Linked DNA regions of Homo sapiens: regions 2 and 3 are each linked to region 1. A link is an interaction called in ENCODE POLR2A ChIA-PET data of the cell type or tissue named here. Cell type or tissue: GM12878. All regions are shown on one strand. Region 1 overlaps SRPK2 (SRSF protein kinase 2). Region 2 overlaps LHFPL3 (LHFPL tetraspan subfamily member 3). Region 3 has its middle 46 kb from the start of CTB-30L5.1.

What was found. Peaks named below come from ENCODE experiments on the same cell type or tissue, not always from the same donor. Only the 100,000 strongest peaks of a DNase experiment are listed, where the experiment ranks them.
Region 2: POLR2A ChIA-PET joins it to region 1 with 6 read pairs; 1 of 35 experiments calls an interaction of 5 or more read pairs at or near these places.
Region 3: POLR2A ChIA-PET joins it to region 1 with 5 read pairs; 1 of 35 experiments calls an interaction of 5 or more read pairs at or near these places.

Annotation. Positions count from the first base shown.
Region 1 is chr7:105,348,911-105,356,910 of GRCh38, reverse strand. All of the region lies in intron 2 of SRPK2 (SRSF protein kinase 2), which reads left to right. It also overlaps the pseudogene LOC124901716. Among named protein-coding and RNA genes, the nearest start is that of SRPK2, 36 kb to the left of the region's middle. RefSeq lists an enhancer at 4,478-4,557. In GM12878, no CTCF peak of the experiment used is centred here; DNase peaks (open chromatin) are centred at 3,007 and 4,590; H3K27ac peaks cover 2,297 bases.
Region 2 is chr7:104,891,746-104,899,745 of GRCh38, reverse strand. All of the region lies in intron 2 of LHFPL3 (LHFPL tetraspan subfamily member 3), which reads right to left. It overlaps LHFPL3-AS2 (LHFPL3 antisense RNA 2), which reads left to right. Exons shown (of 4, transcript NR_027374.1): 4 at 3,682-5,118. Among named protein-coding and RNA genes, the nearest start is that of LHFPL3-AS2, 31 kb to the left of the region's middle. RefSeq lists an enhancer at 2,190-2,329. In GM12878, no CTCF peak of the experiment used is centred here; DNase peaks (open chromatin) are centred at 2,255, 3,394, 4,015, 4,525 and 1 weaker place; H3K4me3 peaks cover 2,734 bases; H3K27ac peaks cover 5,226 bases.
Region 3 is chr7:106,548,448-106,556,447 of GRCh38, reverse strand. No RefSeq gene overlaps it. Among named protein-coding and RNA genes, the nearest start is that of CTB-30L5.1, 46 kb to the left of the region's middle. RefSeq lists an enhancer at 3,278-3,577. In GM12878, no CTCF peak of the experiment used is centred here; a DNase peak (open chromatin) is centred at 3,487; H3K27ac peaks cover 1,811 bases.

The DNA.
Region 1 (8,000 bases):
TAGCAGATGCTTTGGGAGTACTAGCTGTCTCAGGGTCTTTCATTTCTCATATTTTGCCTCTATCATGTATCTTCCACAGGACCAGAGAAATCTCTGTTAAAGAAGAGATACTTGCATTTTTAACCCAAGGTTTTGAAAATTTTGGAAATAACTGTTCCTTCTTTTGGGTATTTAATATATCTAATAGAGATGCAGACTTACATTTCACTATGAAAAAGCAAATACAGGTTGTACTTGCCTTAATTTTAAGCTGAGTATGTATGATGTTGAACTGTGTGAAATTGTCTTTTTTTGCCCCAAACTATCAAATTTCATGGGTTTATCTAAATTACTCACTATATTAGCTACAAAAAATAGCTAATATAGTGAGTAACATTTATTAAGTATTTATTGTGTATTGGGCATTCTGCTACATACTTTAATATGCATTTATCAGGTTTAATTGTCACAACACTCTAAACTGGGCTTAAAAATTTTTTCAGCTGCCCAGATTCCATTTATCCTAGTCGAAATGGGCCTCAGTTTTTGTATAGGGATTATCTCTTGTCCATTTTTGGTTCACATTGTTTGGGTTTCTCTCTAGTTTCCTTCATGCTCCAGGATGGAGCACGGCCTATTTTACTTAGTGCCTTCCACTTTTCAGTTGGAGAGCCCACCCAGAGCTAATCTTAGGGCCTTTGCATGAGGATTTGGGAGAGGCTCTTGCTTTCTCCTATAAGCTTCAATGGAGAGGATGTGAAATAGAGGTATTGAAGCCATTTTGTCACCATGCAGATCCTGAAAATGAACAGAGAACTGAGCCTTGCCAAGAGTTAGAAACTCAATCCTGATGGTGATATTTATTTATTTAATTTAATTTATTTATTTTAGAGTCTCACTGTGTCATCCAGGCTGGAGTGCGGTGGCATGGTCTCAGCTCACTGAAACTTCTGCCTTCCAGTTTCAGGTGATTCTCCTGCCTCAGCCTCCCAAGTAGCTGGACTACTGGCAGATGCCACCACGCCTGGCTAATTTTTGTATTTTTTGTAGAGACGGGGTTTCACCATGTGGGCCAGGCTGGTCTCAAAACTCCTGACCTCAAGGGATCTGCTTGCCTCAGCCTCCCAAAGTGCTGAGGTAACAGGCGTGAGGCACCGTGCTTGGCCCTGATGGTGATATTTAAACCCTAACTCAGGCTGTGTCTTATGCAAAGGCTGCCTGCTTGACGTTTAGTTATTTGTTTAAGCAGGGTTGATTTGGATTTTCTATCACTTTTTTTTCTTGGAGACAGGTTCTCTCACCCAGGTTAGAACACAGTGACATTATCATGGCTTACTGCAGCCTTGACCTCCCAGGCTTAAGCAGTCCTCCCACCACAGCCTTCTGAGTAGCTGGGACCACAGGTGTGCTCCACCATGCCTGGCTAATTTTTTAAAAATTTTTATTTTCAGTTGAGATGTGGTCTTGTAATGTTGCCCAGGCTGGTTTCAAACTCCTGAGCTTAAATGATCCTTCTGCCTCTGTTTGCCAAAGTGTTGGGATTACAGGCGTGAGCCACTGTGCCTTGCTTGCTAATGAAAAAAAAATTTTTTTTTTTTCGTAGAGATGAGGTCTTGCCGTGTTGCGCAGGCTAGTCTTGAACTCCTGGTCTCTAGCACTCCTCCTGCTGTGGCCTCCCAAAGTGCTAGGATTATAGGCGTTAGCCACTGTGCCCTGCTGTATTTTCTGTTACTTAAAACTGAAAGAGCAACATTGTTGATCACAGCCAGATGGAAACAACTCAGATGTCAGTTGATGAATAAACAAAATGTAGCATATCCTTACAATGGAATATTATTCAGCAGTAAAAATAATGAAGTACTGTTACATGCTACAACATGGATATATCTTGAAAACATTATACTGGATCAAAGAAGTCAGTCATGAAAGACCACTTATTAATATGATTTAATTTATATCAAATATCTGGAATAAGCAAACTCATAGAGACAGAAAGTAGATTTATGGTTACCTAGAGCTGGTGGGGAGGGGGAAATATGGGGCGTGCCTGTTGATGGGTATGTGTTTCTTTTTGGGGTGATAAAAATACTGTAAAATTGATTTTGGTAATGGTTGTACAGCTCTGTGAATATACTGAAGTCATTAAGTTGTGCACTTTAATTGGGTGAATTGTACATGTGAGTTATATATCTGACTGTAGTTGTTATTAAAAAACAACAGGAGGCCATGTGGGCTGCTAGGAGTAGCAATGTCTGTTCCCAGCCAGCAGGTAGAGACCAGGGCTGGACAGAGGAGTATGGGCTGTGCTGCAGATTATTTGTGGTACCCAACTGTTGCATAAAACAGGGTGTGATCTCTTGCATTGCTATGCATGAGTGGATTCCCAGTAAATTGTGCCAGGCTGCCTGATGATGTGTGGCTTGTGCTTTGGATCGTAATGCTTACCTATGCTACTTAAGTTACATACCCTGTGGCCTTTGTGGCCAGGACTGTGGGCTACTACCTGGAGTGATTCGTTAGGGGAAAGGACCCACAGCCTGTGCAGGAGGAAAAAAGCATCTCTGAGTACAGGGTGGATGAGCTGGATGAGCTGCCGGGCAAGAGCCACGCACACCCAGGTGGTGAGTCTTAAGGATAAGGTGGAATTTGCCCCATAGCTGTCCTGGACAGAAACTGCCCAGAGAAGAATGAATGGAGGACATAGGGCTCTGTGGTCCCACCATACATGGGGAGACCTGTGACTGGTCCTGTTACCATGTCAACTTAGCCCCAAACCCATCTCTGATTGACTTGGTTGCTTATTTTGGCACATTCTTGCTCCACACAGCCACATACATACTGGCTGCTCCTCGAAGGCCAGGCAGATGCAGCAGCTGTTGGGCCAGCAAAGAGGAAGGTCCTGGAAGGTTCTGGCCTGAACGCTGCATCTGTTGTGTGACAGCCACAACTGCTCAGGCTTCCTTGTCTGTGGGTGCACTGTGGGGAGGAGTGTTATGATAAGAACATTGGCTCTCAGTCTCCCTGGGGAGAAGTTTGGCCTCACGTGGGATTTGGGCGTTGCCTTTAGGAAGGCTCTCTGCATGTCTAGTTCCAGTTTGTACTGGGAAGAATTAAAAAAGTCTGCCAGCTTCTTTAGTTTGTCCTGTCTTTTGTGATGATTCTTTCTGAGATCCCCTCCTATCAGCTCAGGAGTGGGATTTTCTGGAGAAGGAAAGTGTTTTTCTGTTCCTTACTGCTCACCTTGGGGCATTCAGGAACATGGGCCTGATGAATTTGCTTGAAGGCAGTCTGTAATCCCATCACTTTGGGAGGCCAAAGAAGGCGGATCATTTGAGCTCAGGAGTTTGAGACCAGCCTGAGCAACGTGACAAAACCCTGTCTCCACCAAACAACAACAACAACAACAACAACAACAACAACAACAACAAACTGGGCTGGATGGCACGCTCCTGTAATCCCAGCTACTTGGGAGGCTGAGATGGGAGGATTGCTTGAGCCCAGGAGGTCAAGGCTGCAGTGAGCCATGATTGCACCACTGCATTCCAGCCTGGGTGACAGAGGGAGACTGTTTCAAAAAAAAACACAAAAAAACAAAACCATTACCTGGAAGAATTCTAACAGCACTATTATTCTCATTTTACAGATGAGGAACTGAGGCACAGAAATGTTCAGCAGCAGGCCCATTGTTTAGAGCTGATAGGTTGTAGAGCTGAGATTTAAAACTACCAAGTCGAAGCTTACAACTGTGCTATCTTACTTTTTTCAATTAAGAGTCATCCTTATGGAACTTTGGAGTTGGGAGTTCCTTAGCAATTACTTAATCTAACCCTTTCATTTTACTGATGAGAAAATTGAACCTTAGATAATAAGGGATTTATGACTTAGTCTCAGAGATAGGCAGGTAAACAACTAGCAGTGACACAAGGTGGAATAGAATGTTAACCAATAGAGGTACTGGCATTTACTGTGTGAAATTAAGGGAGGGATCATGTAATTCTGATGACTAGCCAAGAGCTTTTTTTTTTTTCTTTTGAGATAGAGTCTCGCTCTGTCACCCAGGCTGGAGTGCACTGGTGCAATCTTGGCTCATGCAACCTCCATCTCCTGGGTTCAAGCAATTCTCCTGCCTCAGCCTCCCGAGTAGCTGGGATTACAGGCGTGCGCCACCACAGCCAGCTAATTTTTGTATTTTTAGTAAGAGACTGGGTTTCACTATGTTGGCCAGGCTGGTCTCGATACCCTGACCTCAAGTAATCTGCCCACCTTGGCCTCCCAAAGTGCTGGGATTACTGGCGTGAGCCACCACACCCAGCCCCTAGTTGTATTAGCTATTTATTACCACATAACAAGTTACTGTGAAGCATAGTGGTTTAATGCAACATTTATCATCTTAGTTTCTGTGGGTTAAGAATTTGGAAGCAGTTGAGTGGGGTGGTTCTGGCTCAGGGTTGCAGTCATTTTGAAGGCTTGGCTGAGGCTGGAGGATCTGCTTCCAGGCTGTTGGCAGGAGGCCTTGCCTGTTGCTCTGTGGACCTCTTCTTGAATGTTCTCACAACATGTCAGCTGGCTTCATCAAGAGGGAGCAAGGAGGAAGCTGCGGTTACATTTTTATAACACACCCTTAGAAGACCTCACACTGCCACTTCTGCCACGTTTGTTAGAAGGGAGTTACTGGGTACAGCCCACACTCAAGGGAGAGTTCAGGTTCTGCCCTTTGAAGAGATGCAAATTAAGTAATTTGTGAACATATTTTTGAAACCACCACACTAGCTAAGCATATTGAGGAGGAGAAACAGTGGTGAAGAGTTAAAAGACGGGGATTCTAGACCCAGCTCTGCTGCTTGCTCCATAGGGAGGGAATGATTCATCCTTCCTGAATCTCTTATTTTCTCTAGGAAAATAGGATCATCAAACTGCACAGCCTGCTTTACAGTGGATTATAAGGGTGTCTTAGTCTGTTTACTGTTGCAGTAACTGAATTTCTGAGACTGGGGATCATCAAACTGCACAGCCTGCTTTACAGTGGATTATAAGGGTGTCTTAGTCTGTTTACTGTTGCAGTAACTGAATTTCTGAGACTGGGTTATTTATTTCTTCTTCTTCTTCTTCTTCTTTTTTTTTTTTTTTGAGATGGAGTCTTGTTCTTGTCTCCCAGGCTGGAGTGCAATGGCACAATCTTGGCTCACTGCAGCCTCCGCCCCCCGGGTTCAAGCGATTTTGCTGCCTCAGCCTCCCGAGTAGCTGGGATTATAGGTGCCGGCCACCACACCCAGCTAATTTTTTGTATTTTTAGTGGAGATGGGGTTTCACCATTTTGGCAAGGCTGGTCTTAAACTCCTGACCTCAGGTGATCCTCCTGCCTCGGCCACCCAAAGTGCTGGGATTACAGGTGTGAGCTACTGCGCCCGGCCGGTGATTTATTATTATTATTATTATTTTTGAGACGGAGTGTAACTCTGTCACCTAGGGTGGTCTCAAACTCCTGACCTCAGGTGATTCGCCCTCCTCAGCCTCCCAGAGTGCTGGGATTACAGGGGTGAGCCTGTTGCCCATCCTTAACCAGGGGTGGGCCTGGTTAAGACTGGGTAATTTATAAAGAAAAGGAATTTATTTCTTTCAGTTCTGCATGCTGGGAAGGCCAAGGTCAAGGGGTGCATCTAATGAGGACCTTCTTGCTGGTGGGGACTCTGCAGAGTCCCAAGGTGGCCTAGAGTATCACATGGTTAGGGGGCTGAGTGTGCTAGCTCAGGTCTCTTCCTCTTATAAAGCCACCAGTCGCACTCCCAGGATAATCCGTTAAAATTCGTTAACTCATTAATCCATGAATAGGTTCCATTCATGAGGGCAGAACCGTCATGACACAGTCACCTCTTAAAGACCTGCCTCATAATACCCACATTGGGGATTAAGTTTTAACGTGAGTTTCAGATGGGATAAACATTCAAATCATATCACAGGGTGGTAGCAAATAGATAAAGCGCGTAAGATAGGCTCTGTAAACTTTAATGTAGTATAGGGTTGGCTGGCAGACGTGGCTTCTTACCCTAATCCTGCTGTGTAATGGCTTAATAGCCATGTAATCTGAACATGTTTAAGCTATCTGTGTGCCTCAGTTTTCTCATTTGTAAAATGGGATTAATTATAGCAACTATAGCACTTTGGGAGGCCAAGGTGGGGAGGTCAGGAGTTGGAGACCAGCCTGGCCAATATGGAGAAACCCCGTCTCTACTAATACAAAAATTAGCTGGGTGTGTTGGCGTATGCCTGTAGTTCTAGCTACCTGGGAGGCTGAGGCAGGAGAATTACTTGAAACGGGGGAGGCGGAGGTTGCGGTGAGCTCAGATTGAGCCACTGCACTCCAGCCTGGGTGACAGAGATTCCGTCTCAAAAAAAAAAAAAAAAGAAAAAAAATTGTAGCAACCACAGGGTTATTGTGAGGATCAAGTAAAAATTCAGCTGATATATTTAGCATAATGCCAGCTGTATCAAGATAGGCACTGTTCGGCCAGGCGCGGTGGCTCATGCCTGTAATCCTAGCGCTTTGGGAGGCCAAGGTGGGTGGATGCGAGTTCAGGAGATCGAGAACATCCTGGCCAACATGGTGAAACCCTGTCTCTACTAAAAATACAAAAATTAGCCAGGCTTGGTGGCATGTGCCTATAATCCCAGCTACTCGGGTGGCTGAGGCTGGAGAATTACCTAAAACAGGGGAGGCGGAGGTTGCAGTGAGCTGAGATTGAGCCACTGTACTCCAGTCTGGGTGACAGAGAGAGACTCTTGTCTCCAAAAAAAAAAAAAAAAAATTATAGCAACTACAGGGTTATTGTGAGGATTAAGTAAAAATTCAGGTGATATATTTAGCATAATGCCTGCTGTATTAAGACAGGCACTGTTTGGCCAGGCACAGTGGCTCACGCCTGTAATCCCAGCACTTTGGGAGGCTGAGGCAGGTGGATCACAAGTTCAGGAGATTGAGATCATCCTGGCCAACATGGCGAAACCCCATCTCTACTAAGAATACAAAAATTAGCCAGGTGTGGTGGCATGTGCCTGTAATCCCAGCTATGCAGGAGGCTGAGGCAGGAGAATCGCTTGAACCTGGGAGGTGGAGGTTGCGGTGAGCTGAGATCACGGCACTGCACACCAGCCTGGCGACAGAGCGAGACTCCAGCTCAAAAAAAAAGACAGGCACCGTTCAATAAATAGTAACTTTGCTATTTACTCTTTTCTTCCTGCTGTGTCTGTTCAGTTATCTCTGGTTTTTTGGGCTTAGCCAGTCCTTGACCCTAGGACTTTCACATGGATATTTGTGAAGAATCTCTGATTACATAGGATATTAAGGTGTGGTTGTACTTTAATGCTACTATATGTTATTACTCTCTTTTCCTAATTCTTTTTTTTTTTTTTTTGAGATGGAGTTTCACTCTTGTTGCCCAGGCTGGAGTGCAATGGTGTGATCTCGGCTCACTGCAACCTCCGCCTCCCAGGTTCCAGCGATTTTCCTGCCTCAGCCTCCTGAGTAGCTGGGATTACAGGCATGCGCCACCATGCCCAGTTAATTTTGTATTTTTAGTAGAGATGGGGCTTCTCCATGTTGGTCGGGCTGGTCTTGAACTCCCAACCTCCAGTGATCCGCCTACCTTGGCCTCCCAAAGTGCTGGGATTACAGGCGTGAGCCACCATGCTTGGCCCCCTTAATTCTTTCGTAGGTTCTTGACAAGCTCTGATTTCTTCCTCCCCTCCATCCCCTCCCCTCCCCTCCCCTCCCCCTCTTTCTTTCTCTCTTTCTACAAAAATCTCACTCTGTTGCCCAGGCTGGAGTGCAGTGATGCAAACTAGGCTCACTGCAACCTCCGCCTCCGAGTTCAAGTGATTCTCCTGCCTCTGCCTTCCAAGTAGCTAGGATTACAGGAAAGCGCCACCACGCCCGGCTAATTTTTGTATTTTTAGTAGAGATGGGGTTTCACCATGTTGGCCAGGCTGGTCTCGAACCCCTAACCTCAGGTGATCTGCCCGCCTTG
Region 2 (8,000 bases), 460 kb after region 1:
AAAGAATTAATAAATTAGGGGGTGATCTTAATGTTCTGTCCCTACTTTAGTGACTGACATGCACTTTCCTGAAAGTGCTGTCCTTTGAAATACTTTGAAAGTGTTGGCTTTTCAAAATAATAAATTCATCTCTGTTCATTGTCATTTAATATTGAGCTTCATACATGTTCCTTTAAGCTTCCTCTCCTTCCTGTGTGGGAAAGACTACCAGCTTCGTATCATTTTCCCGTTTCTTGATTCTGTCCTTACTTCCCTTCCTGCCAGAGGTACTCTCTCTCTCTCAGCGAGGTCTGTCCCACAGGTGTTCTTTCTCCAAATATCATCTTGAAGTCAATTGGCCTTCCTTGATAATATGTTTCCTGATTTTCTCGGCGGCATATAGTTCAGTGGTTAAATGTGTGTGTTCAGGAGCCATTCTCCCTGGCTTTCAACCCTAATTCAACAACTTACCAGCTGGGTAACTCTAGAGAAGATGTTTTACATATCTGTGCTTCAATTTCCCCATTCAATAGGCTGGGGTACTTCCTTTCCAACCTGTCATGAAGATTGAAATGATGCTTATAAGGTGTTTATAACAGAAAGTATAAACCTGGCACATAGAAAGAGCTCAATAAATATTGACAGTATATATATATATATATTAGAGATGGGGTCTCACTCGGTCACCAAGGCTGGAATGCAGTGGCAAAATCACAGCTCGCTGCAGCCTTGACTTTCTGGGCTCAAGCGATCTTCCCACCTCAGCCCCGTAAGTAGCTGGGACTACAGGCGCATACCACCATGCCTGGCTAATTTTTGTAGAGACAGAGTTTTGTTGTCAAGGCTGGTCTCGAACTCCTGGGCTCAAGCGATCCGCCTGCCTCAGCCTCCCGAAGTGCTGAGATTATAGGCATGAGCCATCATGCCTAGCCAATAATTTTTTTTTAGACACAGTGTCTCATGCTGTCACTGAAGCTGGAGTGTAGTGTCAAGATGACAGCCCGCTGCAGCCTCAAACTTCTGAGCTCAAGCAGTTCTCCCACCTCAGCCTCCCGGAGTGCTGGGATTACAGGCATGAACCACCGCGCCTGGCCCTTTCCAGCTTCGTGGCCCATAAATGTCTTTCTGAAGTAACTGGAAGCCATATCTTTGAAATGTAAACATCAGAGGAGATTGTGCCCCTCTCTCCCAGTTTCTGAGTGAGGGCAGGAGCCTAACTTTGGGAGGTGCCTTGCTTCCAGTTGTAAAACTACCTGTCATAAAGACAAGAGAAGTTTATTTTCCCTTTGTATAAAACCAATTAATTAACAGATAATCACCCTCAATTACCAGGTGAATTTAGGATGCACTATATGTAATAAATGGTGCTGCCCAGTCCTCTTACTTGAGGACTAGTTACTGTGTGTCTTGAGAACTTTTATGTAATGGGTGGTACTGGCTATATAAAAGGGTGAGATTTCGGCTGGGCACAGTGGCTTACACTTGTAATCTCAGCACTTTGGGAGGCTGAGGCGGGCAGATCACCTGAGGTCAGGAGTTCGAGACCAGCCTGGCCAACTGTTGAAACCCTGTCTCTAATAAATACAAAAATTAGCGGGGTGTGGTGGTGGGTGCCTGTAATCCCAGCTACTAGGGAGGCTGAGGCAGGAGAATCACTTGAGCCTGGGAGGTGGAGGTTGCAGTGAGCCGAGATGGTGCCACTGTACTCCAGCCTGGGCAACAGAGTGAGACTCTGTATCAAAAAAAAAAAAAAAAAAAAAGGGGTGACATTTCTTTCTGTCAGCAGTCTCTTAGCAAATTGCCTGTGATGTGGATCCCATTCTGGTTTAATTCTTATTCAGTAATACACCTTTTCTTTTTCTACTACCTTTATGGAAAGGTTTTCTGGGTTGGGAGAAGATGTTGTCATTAATTATATTACCTGAACAAAGTATATTGATATATCTGTGTTTGTGCATCTAATTGCTTTATTTAATGCTTTATTTAATCCTCTTTTAGCAAGGAATTTACAATAGAAAGGATTGTCTTTTGCAAATTTCTCAGAAAGCACTAGAATCAGTGTGTTTAATAAGTAGATTACTAACAATTATCTATAAAAACCCAAGTGATGTTCCCCTTTCTTCTAAATACTCTGTAAGTTTCAGTGATATTGTGGTAAGGTACAGCTCTTTAAAACCTTAAGTGCATTCTCTCCTCCAGGAAGCTGTGAGGCTTTCGTTTCTCAGCATGTGAACCTATGGTCTTAGTGAATCTTTAGCAGGCAGAGAGTTCAGGATCATGAAGTTTTACATGCCTTTGTTACCACAAATGTAATAGTCCTGGTCCTAATTATCCTTATGGGTGTTTATTGTAATGAAATAAGACATTTGAGTATGATGTATGCTTCCTCTCTAGACCAAAGGGAAGCGGACTGCAGAGTCCAGAAGGCAATTTATACCCAAGATCTAATGAACACACACACATAAGCACACACACCCACGGCCCTGTGAGAGAAGTAACCAAGAATTAAGGCATTTAGTAGCTGTGCAATACATCACCAGCTGGCTGACACTGGTTAGCCACAAATGACGTGGCAGTCATGGAAAGCCAGAGACTGCTAAATAGAATTTTAGAATTTTGGGGCTTTCTAAAATGCAGAAATAAATAGATTGTTCTTCAGCTTAAAACTTTTTTTTTTTTTTGAGATGGAGTCTCACTCTGTCACCTGGGCTGGAGTGCAGTGGTGCAATCTTGGCTCATTGCAATCTCTGCCTCCCGTGTTCAACTGATTCTCCTGCCTCAGCCTCCCAAGTAGCTGGGACTACAGGTGTGCGCCACCATGCCCAGCAAATTTTTGTATTTGTAGTAGAGATGGGGTTTCATCATGTTGGCCAGGCTGGTCTTGAACTCCTGACCTCAAGTGATCCACCCGCCTTGGCCTCCCAAAGTACTGGGATTACAGGCATGAGCCACCGAGCCCAGCCCAGCTTAAAACTTTTTAGCAGTGATACCTTCTACTGAATATGCATAACTGCCTAGCACAGCTAATGAGGCCTCCTGTGGCCTCTCCCTGCTCCAGCCCCTCCTCTGGGGTTTCCCACCTCAGACTGCACTCCAGCACCCTGGATGTGTTCTACCTCTGGGCCTTTGCTCCACCTCTGGGCCTTTGCTCCTTTTGCTGGAAAAGCCCTTCCTCCAGTTTTCTAACTGGTGAACACCTGTTCATGTTTCACATTTCATCATTTCATCTTAGGTTGCTTCCCTGGGAGCCACTTCCTGAACTGTTCTTATCTTTTTTGGGTTTCTGTTTTGCCCCAGTCATCCGTTAATGGAGCTCACCTTTTGGACAGTGAGCTCCTCAAGTGCAAGGGCCACTTCACCCATCCAAGTGGTAACTGGGCCTGACCCTGCTTAGCTTCTGAGATCAGGCAAGATTGGGCATGTTCAGGTGGGTATGGCTGCAGACAACGGGCATTTTTGAGAAGCCACAGTGTCCCTAGCACCCAGAGGAAAGCCTGGCACATAGTTGCTGCTCAACAACCCCTGGTGTTTACTGAAAGGAGCCTTAGGCTGTGGACTGAATTATGTCTCCCAAAGTGTAAATATTGAAGCCCTAACCCCCAATACGACTGTATTTGGAGATAGCGCCTTTAAGAGGACAATTAAGATAAAATGAGATCTTCAGGGTGGGGCCCTAATCCAATATGACTGATCTCTTTATAGGAGGAAGAAATACCAGGTGCGCATGCTCCAAGAAAAAGCCATCTGAGGACGCGGCAAGAAGGCCGCCATCTACAAGCCAAGGAGAGGGGCCTCAGGAGAAATCGAACCTGTCACACCTTGATCTTGGACTTCCAGCCTTCAGAACTGTGAGAAAGTAAATTTCTGTGTTCAAGCTACCAGGTCTGTGGGATTTTTTATGGCAGCCCTAGCAGACTAAGACAGGCATCAATGGTTCCAATGTTTTCATTTTTTTTCCGGTAAGCAGACCGAAGCCCAGAGAGATGAAGCAATTTGCCCAAAGTCACATACCAAGTTAACTGAAGAGTTGGGGTTAGAATCCAGCTCTTGTGACTTCTCTCTTTTCAGTTTCCCTTCCCACTCCCCCCACTGAAAAGCTTTTGAGTGACTCTTTTAGAAATCCCGGTTCTGTATATGAAGCAGAATTGAGCACAGCTGCTCTAATGAAGGGCTCAGAGCTCCCAGGCTTTTCTCTCTCCCCTGCCCCTTTTCCCTGTTGCACCTCTGCAGTGTCCTGAGGGTTGATGGAATCTAGTTTGAAAGCTATTGCTCTACCTCACTGCCTCCTGAATGCAATGTCACAAATTTTCCCAACTTGCCATTTCTCTCACACTGACATAAAGCATTAGAAACCTGTTGTGAAGTAGGAAAGCTAACTGGGTCAGTAGCTGATAAGATAATCTGGCCTAGGGGATAGATGATTAGGATTTCAGAGAAGGAAAGGTCACCCAATTGATTTGACTCTGTCCTGGGGCGATGATATGGTGAAGATTTCTACAGATGCAGCAGAAACATCCGGAAACCAGGTGTGTCCCAGCTCTGGTCTGGGAACCATTTCATAAATTGGCAAATATCCAGGATATACACATGGCTAATTCTGAGGTGTACTGAAGTTTCAATAAAGCTACTTTGGTAATGACTAGGAGAAGAAAATCCTATGGCTGGACTTCATTAATGTTGTATGGCCAAGGACAGTGTTTCTCTAATTATGGCCTGTGAACCTCCCTGGATCTCGATCACCTGCATATTTGGGAATATGCAGGTTCCAGGGTCCCACCTGAAACTACAGAATCAGTATTGAGATCCCAGGTGATTCTCATGTACACTCAAGTGTAAGATTATTAGCACCTGGACTTTGGAAGCAGCCAGATAAAAGTTTGGATCCTGGGTTGGCTACTTCCTAGATGTGGCCAAGTCATTTTACTTGCCATGCTTTTGCTTTTCTTGTCTGTAAAGTGGACATGATACCTATTTTACAGGGTGGTTTTGAGGAATAAGGTCAGCATTAAACATTTATCCTCTTTAGGGAGACAGAGAGAGGAGATGAAATAGAGTAGAATTGAGAAAAGCAGTTTCTTAGACCTCCCTGTGAAGTTTTTCTTATTTCAACAAATAATAAAATAAAAAATTCATACACTTTCTTAGTGCTTGTTTGGACTTAAGAATTTAAAAATAACTTGAGAGTTTTATAGGCATCAAGGATGATGTCTGAGTGCTGGAAATACTTGACCTTTGGCTGGAAGGTGGAGTGAAGGTGCCAGCGGACTGAACCCTGGGAGACTGTCTTCTGTTTTATGAATGTGGTCATGCTCTGAGTTAAATGATGTCCCTGGTAAGGACATCTCCCAGAAAAGCTTAGAAATCAGCTGTAATCCTTGTTCCCTGCAAGACCCTTGACTTGGATGTTAAGAGTTCCCTATAATGATAATAGCTACCTTTACTGAGCACTACTTGTTAGCCAGGCATTGTGCTAAGTGCTTTATGTGCATTATGTTATGCAATCCTGCAAATACCGTTACGGGGCAGGTAATATTATTAATGCTATTTTAACAATGACAAAAGTAACTCACTGATTAGGACTCTGAGTAGTATCCATACCACTGTAAGGATAACAAAGAGCAAAGGCAGATTAGGTCCGGCTCTGCTGTTTGTTGGGTGTTTTACTTAGATTTAACCCCTAGACAAGTCTGAGTCTTGATATGGTCTTGCCTATTACTCTACTTCTTTCTCTGCTGTGCACAGATGGAGACTGGCATCTGTATTAATACCAGGTTGTGTGCTTAAAGTCCAATGAATAGCATTTTTTTTTTTTTTTGAGATGGAGTCTCATTCTGTTGCCCCGGCTGGAGTGCAGTGGTGCGATCTCTGCTCACTGCAACCTCCGCCTCCCAGGTTCAAGCAATTCTCCCACGTCAGCCTCCTGAGTAGCTGGGATTACAGGGGTATGCCACCATGCCTGGCTAATTTTTGCATTTTTAGTAGAGATGGGGTTTCACCATGTTGGCTAGGCTGGTCTCGAACTCCTGACCTCAGGCGATCCACCTGCCTTGGTCTCCCAAAGAGCTGGGATTACAGGCGTGAGCCACTGCACTGAGCCCAGTGAATAGCATTTAATAAATGTTTGTAAATGCTCTGAATGTACTATGATAATACAACAAAGTTGTACACATAAGATTATCATAGCAAAAAATGGAGAGTAACCTTGGTTACTTCTATATAGTTATTTAATTTTAATTTTTTTTTTTGAGATGGAGCCTTGCTCTGTCACCCAGGCTGGAGTATAGTGGCGTGATCTTGGCTCACTGCAACCTCCACCTCCTAGCCTCCTAGGTTCAAGCGATTCTCCTGCTTCAGCCTCCTGAGTAGCTGGGACTACAGATATATACTACCATGCCCCTTTAATTTTTGTATTTTTGGTAGAGATGAAGTTTCACCATTTTGGCCAGGCTGGTCTTGAACTCCTGACCTCAAGTGATCAGCTCACGTCTGCCTCCCAAAGTGCTGGGATTACAGGTGTCAGCCACCGTGCCAGGCCAATTTTTTTTTTTTTTTAGAGACAGAGTCTTGCCTTGTCAGCCAGGTTGGAGTGTAGTGGTATGATCACAGCTTATTGCAACCTCGAACTCTTGGGCTCAAGTGATCCTCCAGCCTCAGCCTCCCGAGTAGCTATGGCTACAGGTGCATACAATCAAATGCCTGGCTAATTAAAAACATTTTTTTTTCTGTAGAGATAGTTTCTCGCTATGTTGTCCAGGCTGGTCTTGAAATCCTGGCCTCAAGCAATCCTCCTGCTTCAGCGTGGGATTACAAGCATGAGCCACTGTGCCCAGCCTATACAGCCATTTAAAATGATTGTATAGCTCTATAATAAATGAATAACATACATACCATAATAAAAGAATAAAGCAGGATATGAAGTAGCATGATTAATGGAATCTCATTTTTGAAAATCAAATATGTTTATATGTACATAGAAAAAATATGGAAGGATCTACCCCATAATGTTAGTTGAGCTCTGAATGGTAGATTTAGGATTTTTTTTTTTTTTTTTTTTTTTTGAGACAGTCTCACTCTGTCACCCAGGCTGGAGTGCAGTGGCGTGGTCTCAGCTCACTGCAACCTCTGCCTCCCGGGTTCAGGTGATTCTCTTGCCTCAGCCTCTGGAATAGCTGGGATTACAGGTGCCCGCCACCACACCTGGCTAATTTTTGTATTTTTAGTAGAGACGGGGTTTCTCTATGTTGGCCAGGCTGGTTTTGAACGGCTGACCTTGTGATCCGCCTGCCTCAGTTTCCCAAAGTGCTAGGATTACAGGTGTGAGCCACCATGCCCTACGATTTAGGATGTTTTTTGACTCTGAAAAAGAAAAATTGTCTGATTTTTCTTTTTCTGTTTTTATTTTTACAGTGAGCTGAACACACATCATTTTTATAACTGGGAAAAATGTGCCACTATTATTTTGAAAATTAAATTCCTTGGAAATAAAAAGCTAAACATTCTACCATCTTCCATGTTATTGTGGGTTTGTATTTGCTTCTCTAAGAGAGTGATTAGGAGATGCTCTGAAGACTCTCAGCACACCAAAAGGATAGCTATTCTAAACATTCCTTTTAGCACCTTCACATACATTCAATGCATTCCTCAATGTATCACCCAATGCATTCTTGTTGAATAAGTGAATGAGCATTGAGAAGAAAATCTGTGATCAATATGCAAAGTGTTGCAAAAGAAGAACACTTTCATAAGGATGAGAAGTCATAACAATAGAAAATAATAACTTTCAATTTCTTTTTCTTAGATTCCTGGTAGCTGGATTAATTTGTGTTCAAAGTGATTCACTGAGTCTAGTGAGATCCTAGAACAAGGTTGGGGCTGTTTAAGTCACTCTAAGAGCTCCCTCCAGACATTTCTGTCAGCCTGTCTACACCATATCTCTTTTCATTATTCTTGTTGCCTTTGGTGGCTGTCACAGACAGGAGAGCCAAATAATGCTCCTAGCAGCACATATCATTTCTGCTTTG
Region 3 (8,000 bases), 1.2 Mb before region 1:
CAAGTAGGAAAAGAGGAAGTCAAATTGTCCCTGTTTGCAGATGACATGATTGTATATTTAGAAAACCCCATTGCCTCAGTCCAAAATCTCCTTAAGCTGATAAGCAACTTCAGCAAAGTCTCAGGATACAAAATCAATATGCAAAAATCACAAGCATCCCTATACACCAATAACAGACAAACAGAGAGCCAAATCATGAGTGAACTCCCATTCACAATTGCTTCAAAGGGAATAAAATACCTAGAAATCCAACTTACAAGGGATTTGAAGGACCTCTTCAAGGAGAGCTACAAACCACTGCTCAACAAAGTAAAAGAGGACACAAACAAATGGAATAACCTTCCATGCTCATGGATAGGAAGAATCAATATCGTGAAATGCCATCCCCATCAAGCTACCACTGACTTTCTTCACAGTATTGGAAAAAACTACTTTAAATTTCATATGGAACCAAAAAAGAGTCCTCACAGCCAAGATAATCCTAAGCCAAAAGAACAAAGCTGGAGGCATCACACTACCTGACTTCAAACTATACTACAAGCCTACAGTAACCAAAACAGCATGGTAGTGGTACCAAAACAGATATATAGACCAATGGAACAGAACAGAGGCCTCAGAAATAACACCACACATCTACAACCATCTGATATTTGAAAAACCTGACAAAAATAAGCAATGGGGAAAGGATTCCCTATTTAATAAATGGTGTTGGGAAAACTGGCTAGCCAAATGTAGAAAGCTGAAACTGGATCCTTTCCTTACACCTTATACAAAAATTAACTGAAGATGGATTAAAGACTTAAACGTAAGACCTAAAACCATAAAAACCCTAGATGAAAACCTAGGCAATACCATTCAGGACATAGGCATGGGCAAGGACTTCATGACTGAAACACCAAAAGCAATGGCATCAAAAGCCAAAATAGATAAATGCGATCTGATTAAAGAGCTTCTGCACAGCAAAAGAAACTATCATCAGAGTGAACAGGAAACCTACAGAATTGGAGAAAATTTTTGCAATCTACCCATCTGACAAAGGGCTAATATCAAGAATCTACAAAGAACTTAAACAAATTTACAGGGAAAAAAACCATCAAAAAGTGGGCAGAGGATATGAACAGACACTTCTGAAAAGAAGAGATTCATGCAGCCAACAGACATATGAAAAAATGCTAATCATCACTGGTCATCAGAGAAATGCAAATCAAAACCACAGTGAGATACCATCTCACGCCAGTTAGAATGGTGATCATTAAAAAGTCAAGAAATAATAGATGCTGGAGAGGATGTGGAGAAATAGGAATGCTTTTACACTGTTGGGAGTGTAAATTAGTTCAACCATTGTGGAAGACAGTGTGGTGATTCCTCAAGGATCTAGAACTAGAAATACCATTTGACCCAGTGATCGCATTACTGGGTATATATCCAAAGGATTATAAATCATGCTACTATAAAGACACATGCACATGTATGTTTATTGCAGCACTGTTCACAATAGCAAAGACTTGGAACTAACCCAAATGTTTACCAATGATAGATTGGATTAAGAAAATGTGGCACATATACACCATGGAATACTATGCAGCCATAAAAAAGGATGAGTTCATGTCCTTTGTAGGGACATGGATGAAGCTGGAAACCATTCTAAGCAAACTATCACAAGGACATAAACCAAACACTGCATGTTCTTACTCATAGGTGGGAGTTGAACGAGAACACATGGACACAGGGCAGGGAACATCACACACTGGGGCCTGTTGTGGGGTGGGGAGCTAGGGCAGGGATAACATTAGGAGAAATACTTAATGTAAATGACAAGTTGATGGGTGCAACAAACCAACATGGCACATGTATACATATGTAACAAGGCTACACATTGTGCACGTGTACCTTAGAACTTTAATAATAATAAAATGTATGAAAATAATGTAAGATAACTCATTAATAATTTTGGTTTGGGATACATGTTGAAATATTTTGATATATAGGTGAAAATACTTTTAAATTAATATTTCTCTTGCTTTTTTAATGTGTTTACTAGAAAATTAAAATTTCCTCTACGTGGCTGCCATTATGTTTCTACTGGATAGTGCTGGTCTTAGAGCATATGTGTTCCTCCCCCTACCAGCTTCTCTTTCTGGTATACCTACTTCTGAGAAGTTGACACCTGTGCCCATCCTGGGCCTCTGCCAAAATCCCAACTCCTCTGTGAGGAGTGAGGAGTGCCTTGGCGGCTACTCTGACTTTTCTTCATGTAAAGGGATTTGAGACCCATCCCATGTATGGCCTACTTTCATCAGCTTCTGAATTTCAAATGCAGATGTGTATGTGTTGTGACTTTGTGTATGTACAATTCCTGAAACGTCTAGTTTACTAGGAGAGCTCAATAAAGTTAATAACACTGATAATACCCTAAACTATGGGAGGTCTTAGAGTAAGATGACAACTATAGACATGGAAATCAATCACCTTTTTATCTTTTAACCATCCCCAAATTTGGTTTGCCCCTATGCCAACTTAAATGACTCAGGGAGGGGAACATACAGTGATTCCTAGCTAGGTAGGGTTTAGGGGACCTGACTTGACTTTGAATTTTTCTAAGCTATGTACTGAGCAGGACCTCATCAAAGTGCAGTGGTAGACAGAGTTCATCCTGGCTCTATGGTGTCTTTTATCTTTCCATTCTCCCTTTCAGTGAGCCTCCAAACGTCCACTCCTAGTACTCAGGGATCTGACTGTCAAAGACTTATCTTTTACCTCTTGCTGTCCTCCCCTGGCGTGTTCTCACCCCTCCTCTATTCCTTCAGAGCCCTGCTCTCTAAGATTCAGCTGATTTGATTGGTGTGGTAATGGAAGAGCAACCCACAGTCTTAGGCAAGAGTCTTAAATTTGAAGGTTCCAATGAAGTAGACCCAAGTTATCCCTTTCCAACAGAAGACGTCAGTTGATGGATTTTGAGGATATTTGATTTCATGTGAGATGGTGCCACTGAGCAAATGGTAGATGCCCCAAAGCAGCAGATGAAGAATTAAAGAGGACTGCCCTTAGTGACATCTTGGAATGATTTGGGGGTGTGGGAAACCTCTCCTGCCCTCCAAACTCCTCCTTTCTCCCAGAATATCAAATTACTTTTTCAGAGAAAGTAATGGGAGGGGAGGGGTTTATGAGACAGGAAATGTTGAAGAAGCGCTGGACTCATCAGCCCCAAAGATTAAGGATGGCCTTCTCCTCCCTCCAGATAGGAACATAGCTGGACACCTTGGGGGCAGCTTCTTGAGGACAGAACTGACCTGTGCCTCTTGAAGGCAAAGGCATTATAGGTTCTCAATACATATTGAATGCTCAACTGACTGGCTGAGGTGAAGAAGGAGATGGTTGATTTTGCAGTCTATTAATAACAGCCATAATCTCAAGTGACTCACAGACCTTGAAAAAAGATGATGTGGCCTTCATTGCAGTTTTGCAGAAGTGAAAATCGCCATTGCATGAAACTGTTGAAAGGGGATCTTCAGAATGACTTTGGTGAAATGTTTAGCGACTCTCTTGTAAACCGCAAAGCTGTACAAGGCAACAATGCTCATGATATCCCAGAGCAATGTGGGCAATGGCCACACAAGAGATCCTCAAGGGAGTTCTCTGAGTTTAGGGGACATGTATTGCAGGAGTCAGCCATAAAGGATGGGAAGCGTGCATGGGGCCCTGTGCAAGGCCCTTTGTGAAGCAAGTAAAACACATCATCCCTTTGGCAATTTTCCACTGAGACCACACAAAGAATAAAATATTTAAACATAAACAAATTATGTGTTTCTTCAAAATGTCTTCTTATCTAATTTCCCTCTTTTTTACTACTGTTCCCTCCTAACTTCTCTGTCAGGCTCTAAAAATTCTCTTTCTTTCATCTCTCTGTCCTGGACCATAAATGGCCTTTATGCGGGCTCCTCTCTCTTTCTCTCATGCAGAAGGCAGCTGAATTGCTTTTCCACTTAATTCCAGGCCTAATGAAAGTATCTAGGCCTTGAACCACCCAACCATTCAGCTTTTGCTTATGTTTTTTTCCTCTCTTTCCTTCCAACTCTCTAGTTTACCCCTTCATTCTGGTTAATTGTATTAACTTGTTTTCCTGTATGAATCCTCCTTTAGATTACTTGGATTGTCCTGGAATGGGCTTGAGAGAGTTTATCATTCTTTGTCCACCATTCTTAATGTGGCTCCCTACCACCTGGGCCTGGCTCAAGAGAAGAGGCAGACAGGGTTCTGTGTAAGTGGGCAGACACCAAATGAGGAATGGTGGGATGTCTGGGGTTCCTCGTGTCCTGTATCAGCAGTGAGTCAGCTAGCAGGAACAAGCCTTTGACAAAGTCTTTCAAGTAAGGAAAAACCTTGTTGTGGTTCTAGGATGTGTCTAAATTAGGGTTTGGAACTGGGCATGTCTTGGCCCAAAGCTCATGGTCTACCTGCTATAACTACTGGTGTTGAAACCCCAGGTGATGCTGCCTAAGAAGTCATGGTTGTGTGAGGACTTGCTGCTTCCTTCATTTGTCATTCTGACAAGGTGTCAGGAAATTTAGCCAATAGCAATAACAATCAATGTGCTCTTCTCTACCATACTGAATGAATGCCATGGCAGCTGATCAACAAGAGAATGCCATATTGAAGAGTCTCATTATAAGTCATGTATAACAGAGATGTAGGTATTCTATGACAGGGGAGTGAACTATAGTACCTTGCAAAGACCAGTGTTTGTGGGTTAAAAAAAAAAAGACTGATGCTCAGGTGTAGACATGAGACTCCAGAATGATTTCTGTTTTGCCTTGTAAGCTATCAGTTAATCTGATGGGGATAGAAAAGGCAAAATCTCAGCATGTCAGCATGTCAGTAATTCAACATAACTGACTCTTGTTAAGCTTGTATTCTTTGGCTGAGTGGTGAGAAGCCTACCCAAGTCTTATTTACCCCCATAATCGACCTCAGGAGATATTTAGTTTTTTTCATTGATCTTTTCCCTACAAGTGATGAATGTGAATGGTTAGGTTCCCTTCTATCCATAAGTTTCTTAAACAGGACAGATGGATATGCAGACCACTGTAAGAAACAATAGTGTCTAGTAATTATGTCTGGTAAACTATTAATTTTTTCATTTAGCTCTTTGACAGCTATTTTCTGAGGGCGCCTGATGATATGCTAGGAATTACAGATGCAATGGTGACTGAAGTAAAGATGGTCCTTGCTTCGATGAAACATGCACCTTAACAACAAATGCAGAAAAGTCAAGGAAATTACATGATAAAAATATTAATCCATAATAAGTACTTTTTATATTTAATTTTATTTTTAAATATTTAAGTCATTGATCCATTCAGAACTTATTTTGGCAAAGGAATGATACAGAAATCCAAATGTTTTACCCTAAAACACTAGCCAGTTTTCACAATATCATTTATTAAAGGGACCATGTTTTCTCTACAGATTTGAAATGATACCCTTATTATATACCAAATTCTCATATTTATAGGACTGTTTTGGCATTGTATTCTGTTACATTGATTTGTCTCCCTGCTTTTGGCTCAGTGATGGTTTTTAATTTCTGTAACTTTATAATAATGTTTTTCTAGTTGGCAAACAAGTCTTCTTTATTTCCTTCTCCTTTACCTTTTCCTCCTCCTTTCCAGGTCATTCCATGTATGTATTTTTTTCAGATGACATTTAGAATAATTTTAAGTTCCTGATCTCCCCAAATTCTTTTTTAAAAACCCTGGGTCGGCAAGGCTATTTAAAGTCCTGTTGATGAGGTATCTATTGCAAGTGTTCCTCTGCCAAAATAATTCTAGAAATTCAATATATATGTTAAACTAAGATTCCTAGTTATTGCTCATGGGGAAACATTCTTTGGTGGGCTGTGTTAAGTAGTAAAGCCTATAAAAGATATCCCTTTAGAGTATTTTAAAACAGCAATTCCAGACGTAACTTCTAATCAATGACTTCATGCAAACAGTTTCTCAATGTGTTTTGTATAAAATGAATAAGGTAAATTAGGAGCTGCCTGCTGAAATTTATAAGAAAAATTTCCTTATAATAGGTACCCTTTATAGGAAGATAATTCATCCTGCAAGCTGGAAAACAATTTGATTTGTTCCTTTCACACACATTCAGTAACTATAGATCTGTTACAGAATCTTAGAGTACTTTTCGATCAACCCAGAGTGGTGAATTAATGAAATATAACATCAAAATTTTCAGTGGAAGCAATACAATATATTCTGGTATATGTAGTGGCAGCTGATTCAAGGCATCATATTAGGTCTTTCTTTTCCAAGCTTGTAGTCAAACTATGTAATCACAAACATAAGGCAGAATACACCAGGGCAGAATCCATGGTGACATAATTAAGGACATAGGCTTATCTTAAGTAGAGTCCCAAAGGAGGTTGAAGATCATTAAAGACATACAGAAAACATGGAACTTCTTATCTCACACAGTAACAAGCAAATAACAAGGATTTCTTTATCAATATGAAATGGAAAGATTAGTATATTAAATATTGGAATCATCTTTGGTTTGAATCCATTATGCACCAGTTAATATGACCACGACCTCAGGAAATTTACTTAACCTCTCAGAATATTAATGTGAGTAAAAACTCTCTTGTGTAAATCCTAGGGCTCATGACGATGTACCAACAGAGACTGAAAAGCCATCTTCTTCATGCTCTGGACGGCACTGTTATACTGAAGTTCTAAAACCAATCAACTATGATAATAAAAGCTTCCTGATTACTGCCTTTTATGGAAGAAAAATATTAAGAAAATGTACTGCCCCAAGAAAAGATTTAAGATTGTTCTTTTAAATCTATTTTATCCAACCAAATAAAAAGCTTTAAACATTTTTAAAGTAGTTTCAGCTTAGATTGCACTACTTTGCCTTGAGTGGAGTAAATATTCATGTCAGGGCATGGGACAGCTTGCATTACTGTTCCCAATTATTTGAGAGGCATAAGCTTCCTCTCCCACTGGCATCAAGATGCTCCCTACTCCACATCAGGCCCTCTGACTGGCTTTGGCCAATGTGGGTGAGAGTGACACATGGCATTTTAGTGAAAGATATTAAGAGCCTTCATGAGGTTCTAACATTTTCTTTCTTTTTCCCCTTCACCACTTGAGATTTATATCCCAAGATGTGAAAGGGCTGGTACTCCAACTTGGTCCTAGGTTGAAAATGGAGAGCAGAATCATAGCTAATGCAGCTGACATCTACTGTGACCAAAAAATATTTGGTTGCTGTTGTAAGCCTTTGAGATTTGGGGGCTGTCATCAATCTAGGCTAAGCTGACTAATACAAAGCATCATTCCAAAATGGTAGTTATAATGTCACATTTCTACTTCTTCATGTGGATACCCAATTTCTAAAAGAAGTGTAAGATTCTCTATATTTTCATGGGTTCATCCTCTGTTGATTCCATGATTATGATATCACTGAAATAATGCCTAGGGATTTTAGACAGTTGCATTTTTATTGAAAAATCCCAAAGGTAACACAAATTCATGTGGAAAAATATTGAATTCTGACAATTAATCATTTTAAAGCATGGTTCAGTGGCTTTATAAACAATAAGCTGTTGATAAACTTTGTGAAAACAAATTTGACAAAGGCCTCTTTCACTCCTATACAATAAATACTCTACCAGTTGTACCCTTGGCCAAATCATGTGCCAGGAAACTGAGGATGGAAGTGGAAGTGGCACCTTTCACTATTACTCCTCATGATAGACTCATAAAATATTGCTTCTTATCCCCATGACACTGGCCCCTGCTGGGGTAGATAGAGCACAAGTGCCCAAAGAAGGGATGCTTCCACCAGGGCATGTGACAGTGGTTCTGCTGAATTGGAGGTAAGACAGCTACCCAGACATCTTGACCTCCTAATGTCATTGGATAAACAGGCAAAAAATAAAAAAGAATTAACCAGGGTGAGCTCTTAATGACTAAGGAAAAATAGTGTACTTT